Regions from separate parts of the Homo sapiens genome. Here region 1 is linked to region 2. A link is an interaction called in ENCODE POLR2A ChIA-PET data of the cell type or tissue named here. Cell type or tissue: A673. All regions are shown on one strand. Links, peaks and the distances in the headings refer to the core of each region. The heading gives the core; the rest is flanking DNA.

Region 1 (7,660 bases), core at 2,515-5,014, 500 kb before region 2:
AATTCATCCTCCACTGTGGCTCATCCTGACTCATTTCCAGTCTCATCTGCTGCCACATAAAACCACGGCATTCCCTGAGCCTTTATACAGGCTTCCCTCTGCTTGAAATAGCCTATCCCCTGGTGAATATATATTCATTTTTTAGAGTTAGTTTGTATTAGTTAGAATTAGACTTGGCTGCAAGGGACATATATATGTGTGTATATATATACACACACACATGTATATTTTATATTCTTGCATACATATATGTATATATATGTGTGTGTGTATATATACACATATATATATACAAGATACTGCTCTTACCACTCATACTGACATCCCATTGGCCACAAGTTAGTCACATGGCTACACTTAGCTGATATATATGTGTATATATATATGCAAGAGAATAGCTTAAACAAAATGGAGTCTTATTTCCTTCTCATGTAAATGTAGGCCAGCTCGGGCTGCTTTTATCTTGTTGCACTATTATCATCAACAAGACGCTCATATCCAAGTTCCAGCTGCTTCACCTCCAGCTACCAAGTTCACCTCCCAGGGAACAGGAAGGAGGAAAAGGAGAAGGACATGTTCCTTCCTTTTAAAGACACATCCCAGATATTGCCATTACCACTTGTACTGACATCCCATTGGCCACAACTTAGTCACATGGCTACACTTAGCTGAAAAGGAGGCTGGGAAATATAGTTTTTATTTTGGATGGCTGTATGCCTAGCTGAAAAAGGACTCTATTACTCAGGAAGAAGAGAAGAAAGGATTTGAGGGAACAGTAGTAGCCCCTGCTACACAGCTCCAGTATCACTCTGAATGCCTTCTTCGGCCTTCACCTTTTTCTGCTCTGGAGATAAACTGATTCCACATTATTCACACAACACTGTATATTCCTGGATTATAGCACTTACTATCTAACTGCACAATAATTTGTTGATGAATCCGAGAGCTCTTTGAGTGCAGGGGCTTTTTCTTATTCATCTCTATATCCACTAGTATGTTTTGCACAGTGCCTACCTACTACATACAAAGTTAAGTGACTGAATTCAATCATTCATTTGATTTAGGAACTGAGGTTTGAGGAGATCAAGTGGCCTGTCCATCATCACGCAGTAAGAGTTGCAACCAGAATCAGAACCCAGGTGCTTGGCTCTGGTGGTTCAAGAGAGCAGACTATGACCAAGTCACAAAGGGGCTTGTGCAAGCAGTCACTGAAAGGTACATGATGGAGAGATCACTCAGGAGGGTGGCCAGAGAGAAGGCAGAGGAACTATTTAGGGATATTTTAATAATCCAAGTGAGAAATGAAGGCCTGAAGTATGGCATAGCAGTGATGGTTGATAGGTAAGTATATATTGAGGGCTACTAAGGCAGCAGAGTTGATAGCACTTGGTGACTGATTGGATGAGGAAGGTGAAGGAGAGGAAAAAATCCCAATGATTCCCAGGTTTCTGAGCAACTAGGGGGATGATATTTTCTTTCACCAAAAAAAATAAGCAGGTTGGGACAGGAAGTGAGAGCTCAGATTAACAGGAGTCCTAACTCGAACCTAAGCTGGGTTTCAGATAGGCATAGGGCAAGCCCAGTTGAGGTCTATTTGCTTAATGGCTAAGAAGCCTCCTAAGAGAAAATTCATTTGAAAGGAAAAAAAGCAACAGGAGCTACCATCCAGTCACAAAACCACAGTCATGAAAAGAGAAGAGAGACTCAGAGTATTTGGGAAGGGAACATTTCCAGGGGTTGAAAAAATGTGGGAGTGGAGAGCCACTGAAATTGACTTTGGGTGATTACTTGTACCCACAAGCTAGTGTGGCCTTGTGCCCAAAGGCTGTCCACTGGAGATGTTCTGGCAGTTGGATACATATGTCTCAAGCCCAGGAGAGAAGTCTCGGCTGGAGACTGAGTTTTGGGAGTCATCAGCAGATAGGAGCAGTGGAAGACTTGGGAGTAGATGAAATCTCTAGGGAGAGTACATGGCAGGAGAAAAGAAAAACGCTGAGGTCAGAAAACACCAGTATTGGCCGGGTACAGTGGCTCACGCCTGTAATCCCAACACTTTGGGAGACCGAAGCAGGCGGATCACTTGAAGCCAAGAGTTTGAGACCAGCCTGGCCAACACGGTAAAACCCTGTCTCTACTAAAAATACAAAAAAAATAGCCAGGTATGATGGCACACGCCTGTAATCCTAGCTACTTGGGAGGCCAAGGCTGGAGGAGTGCTTGAACCTGGGAGGTGGAGGTTGCAGTGAGCTGAGATAGGGCCACTGCACTCCAGCCCGGGTGACGGAGCGGGACTCCATTTCAAACAACAACAACAACAAAAGAAGCCTTTGGCAGAGAAAATTAACGCTTTCCAAAGATCCATGTGCTGTGCTGTACTTCCCAGACTCCTTTGCAATTAGATTGGGGCCATACAGTTAGTTCTGGCCAATGGGCTGTGAGCAGAACAAAATGGGTTACTTCTGTTTGAGGACAATGAAGAGTGGATGTGAGTTCTCCATATTTTTTCCTTCCTTCCCCTACAGTGGAAGCAAAGAACTCCAAGCTGGCACTATTACAAGAGGGAGAGGGTCTATATTCTGAGTTAGTGCTTGGAGCAGCACCTCCCACCTAAAAGAGGGGCAGAGAAGTAGAAGTATAATCAAAATAAAGAAGAATCACAGAAAGAAAATATATTAGTTAAATTATATATTTGGCTGCTCTGAGAGAGACCCAAAATAACAGTGGCTTACAAAAGCTGGAAATGTATGTTTTCTCCCATACAAAACTTCACGCTGGTATGGGAGCACTGCTCCACAAAGCTGTCCAGGGTCCTAAGTTCCTTCTGTCTGGAGGTTCTAATATCCCTATGTGTTTCCCTTGTCCACATGATCTAAGATAGCTTACCACCATGTCCACATCCAGCCACTGGAAAGGGGGCAGGGTGGAGGAGAGGAGAGTGTAGAATGTACTCTCCTTTCTTTCTTTTTTTTTTTGAGATGGAGTTTCGCTCTTCTTGCCCAGGCTAGAGTGCGATGGCACAATCTCGGCTCATCACAACCTCCACCTCCCAGGTTCAAGCGATTCTCCTGCCTCAGCCTCCTGAGTAGCTGGGATTACAGGCATGCGCCACAACGCCCAGCTAATTTTGTATTTTTAGTAGAGACGAGGTTTCTCCATGTTGGTCAGGCTAGTCTTGAACTCCCGGCCTCAGGTGATCCGCCCACCTCGGCCTCCCAAAGTGCTGGGATTACAGGCGTGAGCCACTGCACCCAGCCACTCTCCTTTCTTTTAAGGACAAAACCTAACTTCTTCTCCCATCTCACTGGTCAGAACTACTTGTAAGGAAGGTTAGGAAATGTCATCTTTGTTTTGAATGGGCCTGAGCTCAATGATCAGTTAAAAATCAGGGATTCTACCCTCATACATTGCTGGTGGGATTGTACAATGGTGCAATTTCTTTGGAAAACAGTTCGGCAGTTCATTAATGGTTAAACATGGAGGAGTTCTCCTATGACTCAGCAATTCTACTCCTAGGTATAAAACCAAGACACATGAAAATACACATCTGCACAAAAACTTGTGCATTAATGTTCATGGCAACATTATTCATAACAGTCAAGAAAATGGAAACAACCCAAATGTCCATCAATTGATGAATGGATAAACAAAATGTTACCTATCCATATAGTGGAATATTATTTGGCAATAAAAAGGGTTGAAGTACTGATACCTGCTACACCACAGATGAACCTGGAAAACATTATGCTAGGGGAAAAAAGCCAGTCACAAAAGACTACATGTTGTAAAATCTCATTTGTATAAAATGTCCAGAAAAGACAAATAGGTAGAGACAGAAAGTAGACTGGTGGCTGCCTAGGGCTATTGAGGGGAGGGGAGGTTGATTGGGGAGAAATAGTGAATAACTGCTAATGGGTGTGGGGTTTCTTTGTGGGATGATGAAAAAAGTTCTAAACTTAGTTTGTGGTGATAGTTGTACAAATCTGTGAATATACTAAAAACCATTCAATTGTAGTGAATGTTATGGTATGTGAATTATATCTCAATAAAGATATTTCTAAAATCAGGGATTTTATAACTGAGAAAGAAGGGAAGAATAAAGTTGCAGAGGAGACTTGCAGCCTCTGCCACACCAAGGACGAAAAGGTTTCAAGAGTGAAGAATTAATGGCTTCCCACCATGGCAGACTGAGCTGAGCTGAGGCTGTGTTTTCAATGCTTTTCTATCTCTACTCTTTTTTTTTTTTTTTTTTTTTTGAGACAGAGCCTTGCTCTGTCACCAGGCCATACAGTGGTGTGATCTCGGCTCACTGCAACTACCGCCTCCCGGGTTCAAGCGATTCTCTTCCCTCAGCCTCCCAAGTAGCTGGGAGTGCACACCACCACACCCAGCGAATTTTTGTATTTTTAATAGAGATGGAGTTTCACCATGTTGGCCAGGCTGATCTCAAACTCCTGACCCCAAGTGATCCGCCCACCTAGGCCTCCCAAAGTGCTGGGATTACAGGTGTGAGCCATCCCCCTGGCCTCTATCTCTACTCCTAAAAGAACCATTTCTGACCACTTAACACCCATTAGAATGTTATTTTAAAAAATAAAATAAAAGCCAAAAATAGCAAGTGTGGGTGAAGATGTGGAGAAGCTGGACCGCTTGTACGCTGCTGCTGGAAAGGTAAAATGGTGCAGCTATGGTGGAGAACAATACGGCAGTCCCTCAAAAAATTTAATCTAGAATTACCTTATGACCCAGCAATTCCACCTCTGGGCATATATCCAAAAGATAAAAGCAGGGACTGGAGCAGATATTTGTATGCTCGTGTTCCTAGTAGTATTATCCACAATAACCAGGGGGTGGAAACAACCCAAATGTCCATTGACAGATGAATGAATAAACAAAATGTGGTATATACAGACAACAAAATATCACTTAGCCTTAAATAATGACAATCGGGGGCCAGGCATAGTGGCTCACGCCTGTAATCCCAGCACTTTGGGAGGCCGAGACGGGCAGATCACTTGAGGCCGGAAGTGCAAGACCAGCCTGGCCAATATGGTAAAACCCCGTCTCTACTAAAAATACAAAAATTAGCCAGGTGTGGTGGTGCATGCCTGTCATTCCAGCTACTTGGGAGGCTGAGGCACGAGAATTGCTTGAACCTGGAAGGCAGAGGCTGCAGTGAACTGAGATTGTGCTACTGCCCTCCAGCCTGGGTGACAGAGCGAGACTGTGTCTCAAAAAAAAAAAAAAAGAAAAGAAAAGAAAAGGAAATCTGACACATGCTATAACGTGGATGACCCTTGAAGACATGATGCTAAGTGAAACAAGCCAGTCGTAGAACGACACATACTGTGATTCTGAGGTATCCAGAATAGTCAGATTTGTAGAGACAGAAAGTATAATTCTGGTTTCTAGGAGAAGTGAGGAAGGAGAAGGTATTGGTTAATAGGTACAAGTTTCTGTTTGGGAAGATTAAAAGTTTCTGGAGCTAGATAGTGGTGCACAACAGTGTAAATGTATTTAGTGCTACTGGGCTATATACTTAGCTACAATGTACAATAGCTACAATGGTAATTTTTATGTTATGTATATTTTGCCACAATTTAAAAAGGAATTTCTCATACTCTAATGGTTTTTTGCTGATAACCCAAACTTAAAGAGCCTGTGCTGTAAAATACAACTGCGCTGGATTGTCTTTTTGCAAATAGCATTATCAGTGCCCTTTCTAAGGTCTTTTATGAGATGCAGAGGGGACACTTGGAACTATTAATACATTTTCTAGAATCCCTTCTCTATATGAGCCTAGGTTAGAGTCAGCCAGCGTGAGACGGAAGAGGAGAGGCCATTATGTTTCAATGCCGGTTGCAGACAGAAGCATGGACAGGCTTGGAGTTTAAAGCAGCTTCTGGGTGACCTTCCCAGGAATCACATGCATTGATATTGCAGGCATAATAAGGCGAGCTTCCCATTTGTAGCCACTTACTAATGAGCGTTTGAGAGTCACTCCTTCTGAACTGCAAACCAAGGTGGTCACTCCTCCAGCCCTTCCAAGAGTTGGATAAACCTTTAATTTTTTGTTTTAAAGCCTTTCATACTTGAAATACGTGGAATGGCTTTTGTTTTTCTGACTGAACCTGGATTGATACAATGGGTAGATGCAACACACACTCATGCTTCCCTGTTTGGTGGCATCTTATAGTTTCAGTGTTGAACATGTTTTGAGTTGGTTGGAGGTATATGTATATGTGTATGTGGTATGTGCTTTGTGTGTGGAACCATTTGAAATAATTATAGCCAACATGACACTTCACTCTGAATACTTCAACATACATTGTGAAAAATAAGGACTCTTTTACAAAAGAAAAAAACATTATCATACCTTTGAAAATTAACACAATTCCTTAATATCATCTAACATATCCTACATATTCAGATTTTCCCCAAAATGCTTTCATAGTTGTTTTTCTCTCTCTGTAAATTCAAGCTCTAACACATCTCATCTGGTTGTTATCCCACTTTAGTTTTTAAATTTAGAACCGTTCTCCCCAACCCCACCATTTGTTTGTTTTCATGACATTGATTTTTTTTTGGAAGAGTGCAAGGAGGACATCTTGTAAAATGTCCCACATTCTGGATTTGAGTGATTACTTTCTCATGATTAGATTAAGGTTAAACATTTTTGGCAAAAATACTAGGTGATATCTGGCCATTCTTACTGTATCCTAGCTGGAGGTTGCACTCTATTTAGTGATGTTAAGTTTGATCACTCCGTTAAAGTGATAACAACCAGATTTCTCCATGGCTAGTAAAGTTTGGTTTTTTACGTTATTGATAAGTAATTTGTGGAGCAATACTTTGAAGCCATGTGAGCATCCCATTCTGCAACAATTTTTCACCCAATGGTTTTAGCATTCATTGATGATCCTTGCCTGAATCGAATATTATCCTGAGAGTTGCCAGATAGTGATTTTTAAAAAATTCTAGGCCAGGTGCAGTAGCTCATGCCTGTAATCCCAGCTCTTTGGAAGGCTGAGATGAGAGGATCACTTGAACCCAGGAATTTGAGACCAGCCTTGGCAACATGGCAAAACCTGTCTCTACAAAAAAAAAAAAAAAAAAAAAAAAAAAACTAAAAATAAAATACAAAAATTAGCCTAGCATGGTGGCACACATGCTTGTAGTCCCAGCCACTCAGGAGGCTGAGGTGGGAGGATCACCAGAGCCTGGGAGGTTGAGGCTGCAGTGAGCCGTGATCAAGCCACTGCACTCCAGCCTGGGCCACAGAGTTGCCCAAAACAAAATGAAAACTTAAAGAATTCCATCATTCCAGCTACATTTATTATCCGATTTCTTCTGTAAGTAAGAGCTTTTAGGGAACTTGTTCTTAAATCCAGAGACTTTGAACAGATTCCTTCCAGGTGAACTTGTTTGTGCTGCCCTTTCCTTGACTGTCGTTTTGTATCACAGTGTTTGCGGATAGCTGCATTTTTAAGAGAGTTGCCCCTCTATTTTGTTTTGTGTTTTTGTTTTTTAATACACAAGAATTGCTGACTCATTCTGGATGTGTAGTAAGAAGGATTTTAAAATGTAGATTGGTAAAGGTTAGCAGGTACCTTATTCCTTACTGCTCAGCAGCAGCACTTTTGCCTTAAACACATGGATTAAG
Region 2 (7,660 bases), core at 2,395-4,894:
GGAGTTTGAGACCAGCCTGGCCAACAGGACGAAACTCTGTCTCTACTAAAAATACAAAAATTAGCTGGACATGGTGGCACATGCCTGTAGTCCCAGCTACTCAGGAGGCTGAGGCATGAGACTCACTTGACCCTGGGAGGTGGAGGTTGCAGTGAACTGAGACCATGCCACTGCACTCCAGCCTGGGCGACAGAGACCCTGTCTCAACAACAAAAAAAAAAGGGACTTGGACTTTGGCAAAAATAGTTATGGGAGGGATAAACGGAGGCCAGGCCAGTAAAAGTGGTCTTTTTATATGAATGAAACCTCATAGGTAACACCCCTCAGAGAAAACAGGTGATGTATGTGTCTTTCAGACCTTTAAACATGTCAGACTTTCAGTTAATCTTTCCTAGATTTGGACCAGGGAGGGCCTCAGAGAAAGCCAGGTTGCATCAATGCAGATTCTCTGCAGATGCAAATCTCCCTCAAAAGCCAGATTTGCAGGGCCACTTCTGTGTGCTGGCCCTCTGACAGCCGACTCAAAATACGTCAAAGTAGTATATTCTGGGGTAAAATATCTTGGTTTCCTTTGGCACCCTCAACATGGCCTTAGAAATGCTGTGTCTGAGGCCAGCACAGTGGCTCACAACTGTAATCCCAACACTTTGAGAGGCTAAGGCGGGTGGATCACTTGAGGTCAGGAGTTCAAGACCAGCCTGGTGAATGTAGTAAAATCCCATCTCTACTAAAAATACAAAGATTAGCCGGGTGTGGTGACGCACGCCTATAATCCCAGCTACTTGGGAGGCTGAGGCAGGAGAATCACTTGAACCCAGGAGGCGGAGGTTGCAGTGAGCCGAAATTACACCACTGCACTCCGGCCTGGACGAGAGCAACACTCCGTCTCAAAAAAAAAAAGAAAAGAAAAGAAACGCTGTGTCTGCTTCAGTCTATGGAGTCATAACATTTTGTGCGTCATCTCAGAGCTATGTGGTGTGTGTGCTGTCTCTGTTCCCATGTCTCTCTACCGTCACATCACCCCTGCTCACTGTGTACCTGACTGATTCTGTCTTCAGGGCCCCCTGCTCCTTTTCAATTCTCCCAGGAAGCAGTCTGGCTTATCCCCTCCAGCTCAGAGAAGACCTATTCTAGGAGCTGTACTGGTCAGGGGACCTGTGGGGACCAGGATGGCACATCAGTGTCCATGCGTGTGGTTCTGTCCCTGCCACCAGAATGTGGCTCCCCTTCTGTCTCACAGGTGACACAGACCTAGGAATCCTACTGTCAGAAATAGTGGGGAGCCAGGAGCCCCATAAAATGTCCTGGTGAAAACCCATCTTGTCAGGGCCCTGGATTTGGCTAAGTGAAGATGGACAGGTGTCTTGGTGTTCCCTTCTGTCCAGCTCTTTCTAGCATCACTTCTTTTTTTTGAGATGGAGTTTCGCTCTTGTTACCCAGGCTGGAGTGCAATGGCGCGATCTCGGCTCACTGCCATCTCCGCCTCCTGGGTTCAAGTGATTCTCCTGTCTCAGTCTCCTGAGTAGCTGGGATTACAAGTGTGCGCTACCACGCAGGGCTAATTTTTGTATTTTTAGTAGAGACGAGGTTTCACCACGTTGGCCAGGCTGGTCTCGAACTCCTGACCTCAGGTGATCCACCTGCCTCGGCCTCCCAAAGTGCTGAGGCGTGAGCTACCATGCCCGGCCTCTAGCATCACTTCTCCTTGGCCCTTTCTTCCTCCTTTGATGGCCTGACCCCACCTTCAGTCAGACCAGAGCCATTTTTTGAAAGTCTACTATATCCTCACAGGCAAAAAAAGGAAAGGCCCCACCCTCAGAAAAATGGTAATTTGTAAGTTGCATCTCGCCTCTTGCCGACTTTCCATCACCTCAGGTTCTCCTCTGCCCCAGGGGCCTTCATTTCTGTATCTTCTCTCCTCAGTCCAGTGAAATCAACTGACCTCAGTTTTGGTGCAGGCCCTGACCCTGTCACCTTGAGCAGATCACTGTGCTTCTCTGGACTTCAGTTTCGTCCTCTCTGCCAGATCCTCTCTGGCTCCTTCCTGCTCTCCGTGGTGCCTCTGTGGCTGTGCTGACTGTGCCCTCCCCCAGTGCCTGCTTAGACCTCCTGGCCTCCTCACATCCCCAAAGACTCCTCTGACAATCTCCCGGCCCTCAGACCTTGTCTCCTCCCTCCTTCCCAGCCCCCCACTCCTGGCCTGGTTTCCATTCCCCTCCCTGCCCCTCTTCCCCTACCTCTACCCGTGGTCTCTCTCCCCGGTCTCTGGGCAGCCACCAGCTCCAGATGCTGTGCTTTCAGAGAAAATCAATAGAGCTGGGAGGCTCAGCAGTTCAGATGAAATCAACCAGGTTAATGATTAAGAAGGCTTCTTCACCCACCCTCTCCCCACGAACCCTCTTCCCCATTCTCAGGACTCAGCTCCCAGCATGGGGGGCTGGCCTCATATTACAGGGCTCCCTGCTATCACTGGACCCCAAAGAAAGAGGATCTCCTCCACAACAAGTCTCTGTGGCCTGTGCAAGGGAGGGAACATCCGGCAAGTTCTAAGCAAATATGGCTACTGCTTTACACTGGAGTGGAGCTTTGACCTGGGGGCTCCTGCTGTCCCTGCCCCTCCCTGCCTCCCCCTTCCTCTCCTGCGAGGCAGGAGGGAGCTCTCTGCAGGGTACTCCCACCCCAGCCCTGAGGCCCTGGGCGCTCTTGCTGTCCTTCCAGCCCCAGCCTTTCCCCCTGCCACCCCAAAGGGGGCCAGGCCGAGCCCAGGAAGGAACGTCCCCCTCCACTCCCATCCCTCTCACCCACCCCAATACTACGATTTCAGGTCCCCACTGCTCTCTGCCTCCCCTCTCCACCTTACACACACACACAAAAGAAAACCAGAATAAACAGTTGGGCTTCTCTCCCGAGCAAATGTCGACCCGTCTGCCCTCTGCGGTGTGCTCCCGCCCGAGAGAAGTAATTCTGGTCCTGTCCTTCAGCGCTTCGAATGGGAGCCCTGGCCAGTCCCGGCAGCCTTTTCCCCACCCCTGCTCCATTCCAAGCGGGGGGATGGGGGGGGCTCTTAACAGGACGGGCCCGAGGCAAGGCTGAGGCACTGCTTGCTCATTATGAAACAGGGCAGTTCAGGGCGGCCTGGGCAGAGGCAGCGGTGGAGGGGCTGCAGCCGCCGAACCCCAGCAGCTGGGTTCCCCTCTCGGGTCACTGAACTGGGCCAGGGGATGAGACTGCCCTCATCTCCCACAGCCAACCACACCAACCTGCCTGCGGCTGCCCCTTCCAGGCTCCTCATGAGCTGCCACCTGTGCTGGGGAGTCAAGTCCCTCCTCCCTTCCCAGGCACCCACCTCTTCCTTGGCCCTTTTCCCTCACATAGATACAGCCACCCCACCCTGGCCCCATCTCCACCAAATCTGAATTCTTCCTGTTGACATTTACAGATGCTCATCTCTTCATTAAAACAAAAACAAAACAAAAAACTTCCTTAATCTCACATCCGCCTCCAGTCCCCTCTCTCCTCTCCCTTCACAACCAAAGCGCTCAGCCAGGCTGTCTCCATTTCTTCACCTCCCACGCATTCCTCAACCCATTCTAAAACTGGGTTTCGCCTCCATTCCTCCACTATAAAACAGCCCTTACTACAGTTACCGGTGACTTCATGTCACCAAACACTGAAGGTGTTTTTCAAGTCAGCCTTCATCTTCTCAGGTCCTGTGTTCTCTGTCTCCTTGGCAGGCTCCTTTCTCAAGGCTTGAGCTTTGGCCCTCTTCCTCTCTAACGACCCTCTCCCACTAAGCCATCTACCTAGATCCTGGTGATGTCTAAGCTCCTAACTCCAGCTTTTTCCTCTCCTTTGAGCTCCCGACGCACGCACCCAAGTGCCTCAAAGATACCTCAAGGGCTGGGTGCAGGGGCTGACACCTGTAATCCCAGCACTTTGGGAGGCCAAGGCGAGAGGATCACTTGAGGCCAGGAGTTCGAGACCAGCCTGGACAACATAGTGAGACCCCCTCCCACACACCTCCATGTCTACAAACAAAATTTTTAAAATTAGCCAGGCATGGTGATGGGCACCAGTGGTCCCTGCTACTCAGGAGGCTGAGGTGAAAGGATCGCTTGAGCCCAGGAGTTTGAGGTTGCAGTGAACCATGATTGTGCCACTGCACTCCAGCCTGGGTGACAGAACAAGACCGTCTCAAAAAAAAAAAAAAGGTCAAATTCAGGATGTCCCAAGCTGACCCAACGCAGTCCTTTCCATCTGGTGGCTGCCTTCCAGTGTTCCTTATACTAGTGGATGGCAGCATCACCCATCTGTTCTGTAGGTCAGCAGTATCAGACATATCCTAACACCTTCCTCTTCTTCACCTCTCTATCCAGTGCATCAACAAGTCCTGTCCAATTAAGCTCCTTACAAGTCTCTTGAATGTATTCATTCCTTATTTCTTTTGCTGTCCCTAGGCCAAGCTATCATCAGCTCACCCTGGAATATCACAGTAGTTTCCCAGCTGCTTTTGGCACATCTTCTCTTGACCTGTCCAATCTGTTTTGTGCACTGCAGCCAGAGTGATCTTTTCAAAGTGCAAATTTGACTGTTAACCCTCCTATGTAAACAGTTTTCCTTTGCTATTAAAAACGTAAAGCTGGCCGGGTGCGGTGGCTCACGCCTGTAATCCCAGCACTTTGGGAGGCTGAGGTGGTTGGATCACCTGAGGTCAGGAGTTCCAGACCAGCCTGGGCAACATGGTGAAACCCCATCTCTACAAAAATACAAAAATTAGCTGGGTGTGGTGGCAGGCACCTGTAATCCCAGCGACTCGGAAGGCTGAGGCAGGAGAATCGTTTGAACCTGGAAGGTGGAGATTGCAGTGAGATGAGATGGCGCCACTGCACTCCCGTCTGGGCAACAGAGCAAGATTCTGTCTCAAAAACAAAACAAAACAAAACAAAACAAAACCAACCAAAAAACCCATAAAGCTCTGCTGCCAGCCACACTGACCTCAGATATCTCAGTTCCCCACACCAGCCATGGTCCCTCTCGCAAAGGCTGTTGTATCAGCTTCACTCTGCCTGGACCATCCTCCTCTCCACTTGCAGGTTTATCTACTTATCCCCTACACATCCTGCCATCTGAGCTCAAGGGACTTCCTTAGGGAGAGAGACCAGGTTATATTTTCTTACTTAAATGCTTCCAGGCCAGGCGCGGTGGCTCACGCCTGTAATCCCAACAATTTGGGAGGCCAAGGCGGGCAGATCATTTGAAGTCAAGAGTTCAAGACCAGCCTGGCCAACATGGTGAAACTCTGTCTCTATTAAAAACACGAAAAAATGAGCCAGGCATGGTGGCGCACACCTGTAATCCCAGCTACTTGGGAGGCTGAAGCACGAGAATCACTTGAACCCAGAAGGCGGAGGTTGCAGTGAGCTGAGATCGTGCCATTGCACTCCAGCCTGGGTGACAGAGTGATACCTTGTCTCAAAATAAAATAAAATCTTCCATAGAACTTGTCACTCTGTAATTATACACTGAATCTCACCTCCCCTCATATCGAATTTAAAACTATTAAAATGTCTTTAGTGTTCTACTAAGGTATCACGGTGCCTAGCAATAATGTTTCTTGAATGAATGAATGGTTGAAGGAAAGAAAAGGTGAAAGAGCTAATCTACCCTGTTTTTTGGGTGGTGGGGGATGGAGGGATCTCTCAGTGGCTCCCAAACCATGGGTGTTTTAGGTTATAGGTGTGGCTCTAGCTTAGACCTGCCTTCCTCTCACCTGGCCCCTGGCATGACACCTGCCTGTATTTACGCAGCCTGTGATCCGGGAGTCATCGTCTTTGTCCCCTGGGGTCAGGCAGACCCAGGAGACAGATGCCCAGGGAGCTGCAGCCTGGGGTCAGAACTAGGTCAATGTCAATCATTTAACAAACAAACGTGTCCCTGGGGGCCTCAGAGGGAAGGCAGCTTCATGGGAAGTGCTAACAAGCCCCACAGGGAAAGGCACACCTGCCCAGGTTTCACTCTGCATGTTCCCCTGCAGTTCTCAGCAGTAGATCTTGGGTGATGAGGCAGGTATGGAGCTGGCAAGCTTAGGGTAAGCTCTTTGTTCCCCAAATCCCACCTTTCTTGGCCTCAGCTCTCACCAGCAGACAGCGATAGCTCAGATTCTTCTGGATGAAAAACGCCTTCAAGGGGCATCTGTTTAGTGGCCTGGAGAGATGGAGACTCTTTCCAATTCTGAACCATCTCTCATTATTAAGAATCCACACCCTTTATTGGTACTACCCCAAGGTCATAGCACTTTTGCAAAAGCCTCTGGAGTGGGGGCTCTAGCTCCAATTCTTCTTCCTATTCAATAGGAAGTCTATTTTCTTCTGTGTGGGCCTCATGGCTAAAGAGGGAAGACGCCTATATTCTTGCATAACAAGGCTTTCAGCTAAAGTTGAGATTTAGAAGCCTTCCATTTTACAGAGAAGGAAAGTGAGACCTAGAGTGAGTAAGCAACTTCACCCATCTTACACATGCCACAAAGCTAGGACAAGAATCCGTTGGTTCTGACCAAGCCTTAAGTGTGGTCTTTCATCTCCTTGACCTTCCCGTCTCTCCCATTTGGAGAGGAAGTATGTGATAGATTGTTATACTAATGAACCACCCTGCCCCCCATACATGCCCTTGTGGGATCCCCTCTGACAGTGATTCTGGGCTTAGCCATGTGACTGGCTGTGGGCAACAGGATATCAGCAAATGATGCAAGGAGAGGCTTGATAAGCACTTGTGCATTGGGAATTGCCCTCTTGGAACGCTGTCCTCAGATTCTGTGTGAAGTAGCTCAGTCTTGCCTCCTTCCAAATGAAAGACTTCACAGAACCAGAGGCCCAACAGGCCTGGGTTAGTCCAGCCCCCAGCTGACGTACCAGCTGAATGCAGCCACATGGGTGAGCCCAGGTAAGATCTGTAGAAAAATTACAAGCCAACACACGGAATCCTGAAAAAATGATTCTTGTTTGGGCCACTAAATTTTGGAGTAGTCTGTTACCCAGCATCAGATAACTGACACAAACTATCTGAATTAAATCCTGGGGTCCTTGACCCTGAAGGCACCAACCATAGGTCAACCCCGTGAACATCTCTTGCCAGTTCCCTTTCCTCACCAGGCTTCTTGTGAAGTTTCCCGAAAGCACGATGATCTCTCACTTGTGCATCTTTGCATATATTTGTCTGCAGCATTCTTTCCCTGTTCTCATGTTCACATTACACTTTAAATATCCTTTCTTCAAAGGTCTTGTCCTGACGCCCAGATAAGATTAGGTTCTTCCTCTTGCAAATCCTCAGTAGCACCTGTGCTTCTTTGTCTACCACTCACACTTTTAATCATGTATTTAATGTCTGCCTGTCCCACAGACTATGAGCTCCACCAAGGGTAGGGAGCATTTGTATTGCTTATTACCTAATTGTTACCTAGCCCTGAGTAGATGCTCCGTAATGATTTTTTTTTTAATTGACAGCAACTGCCTCATTCCCTGCAGTTAATTCCTATGACCCTATGGACTCTTCCTATTCTTTTTTTTTTTTTTTTGAGGTGGGTTCTCACTCTGTCACCCAGGCTGTAGTGCAGTGGTGCAATCTTGGCTCCTGCCTCAGCCTCCCGAGTAGCTGGGATTACAGG

What was found. Peaks named below come from ENCODE experiments on the same cell type or tissue, not always from the same donor. Only the 100,000 strongest peaks of a DNase experiment are listed, where the experiment ranks them.
Region 1: POLR2A ChIA-PET joins it to region 2 with 8 read pairs; 3 of 35 experiments call an interaction of 5 or more read pairs at or near these places.

Annotation. Positions count from the first base shown.
Region 1 is chr11:116,793,258-116,800,917 of GRCh38, forward strand. No RefSeq gene overlaps it. Among named protein-coding and RNA genes, the nearest start is that of APOA5, 5.2 kb to the left of the region's middle. In A673, for the core only: no CTCF peak of the experiment used is centred there; no DNase peak of the experiment used is centred there.
Region 2 is chr11:117,297,411-117,305,070 of GRCh38, forward strand. All of the region lies in intron 1 of BACE1 (beta-secretase 1), which reads right to left. Among named protein-coding and RNA genes, the nearest start is that of BACE1, 15 kb to the right of the region's middle. RefSeq lists enhancers at 2,219-2,780, 2,781-3,342. In A673, for the core only: no CTCF peak of the experiment used is centred there; a DNase peak (open chromatin) is centred at 3,561; H3K27ac peaks cover 243 bases.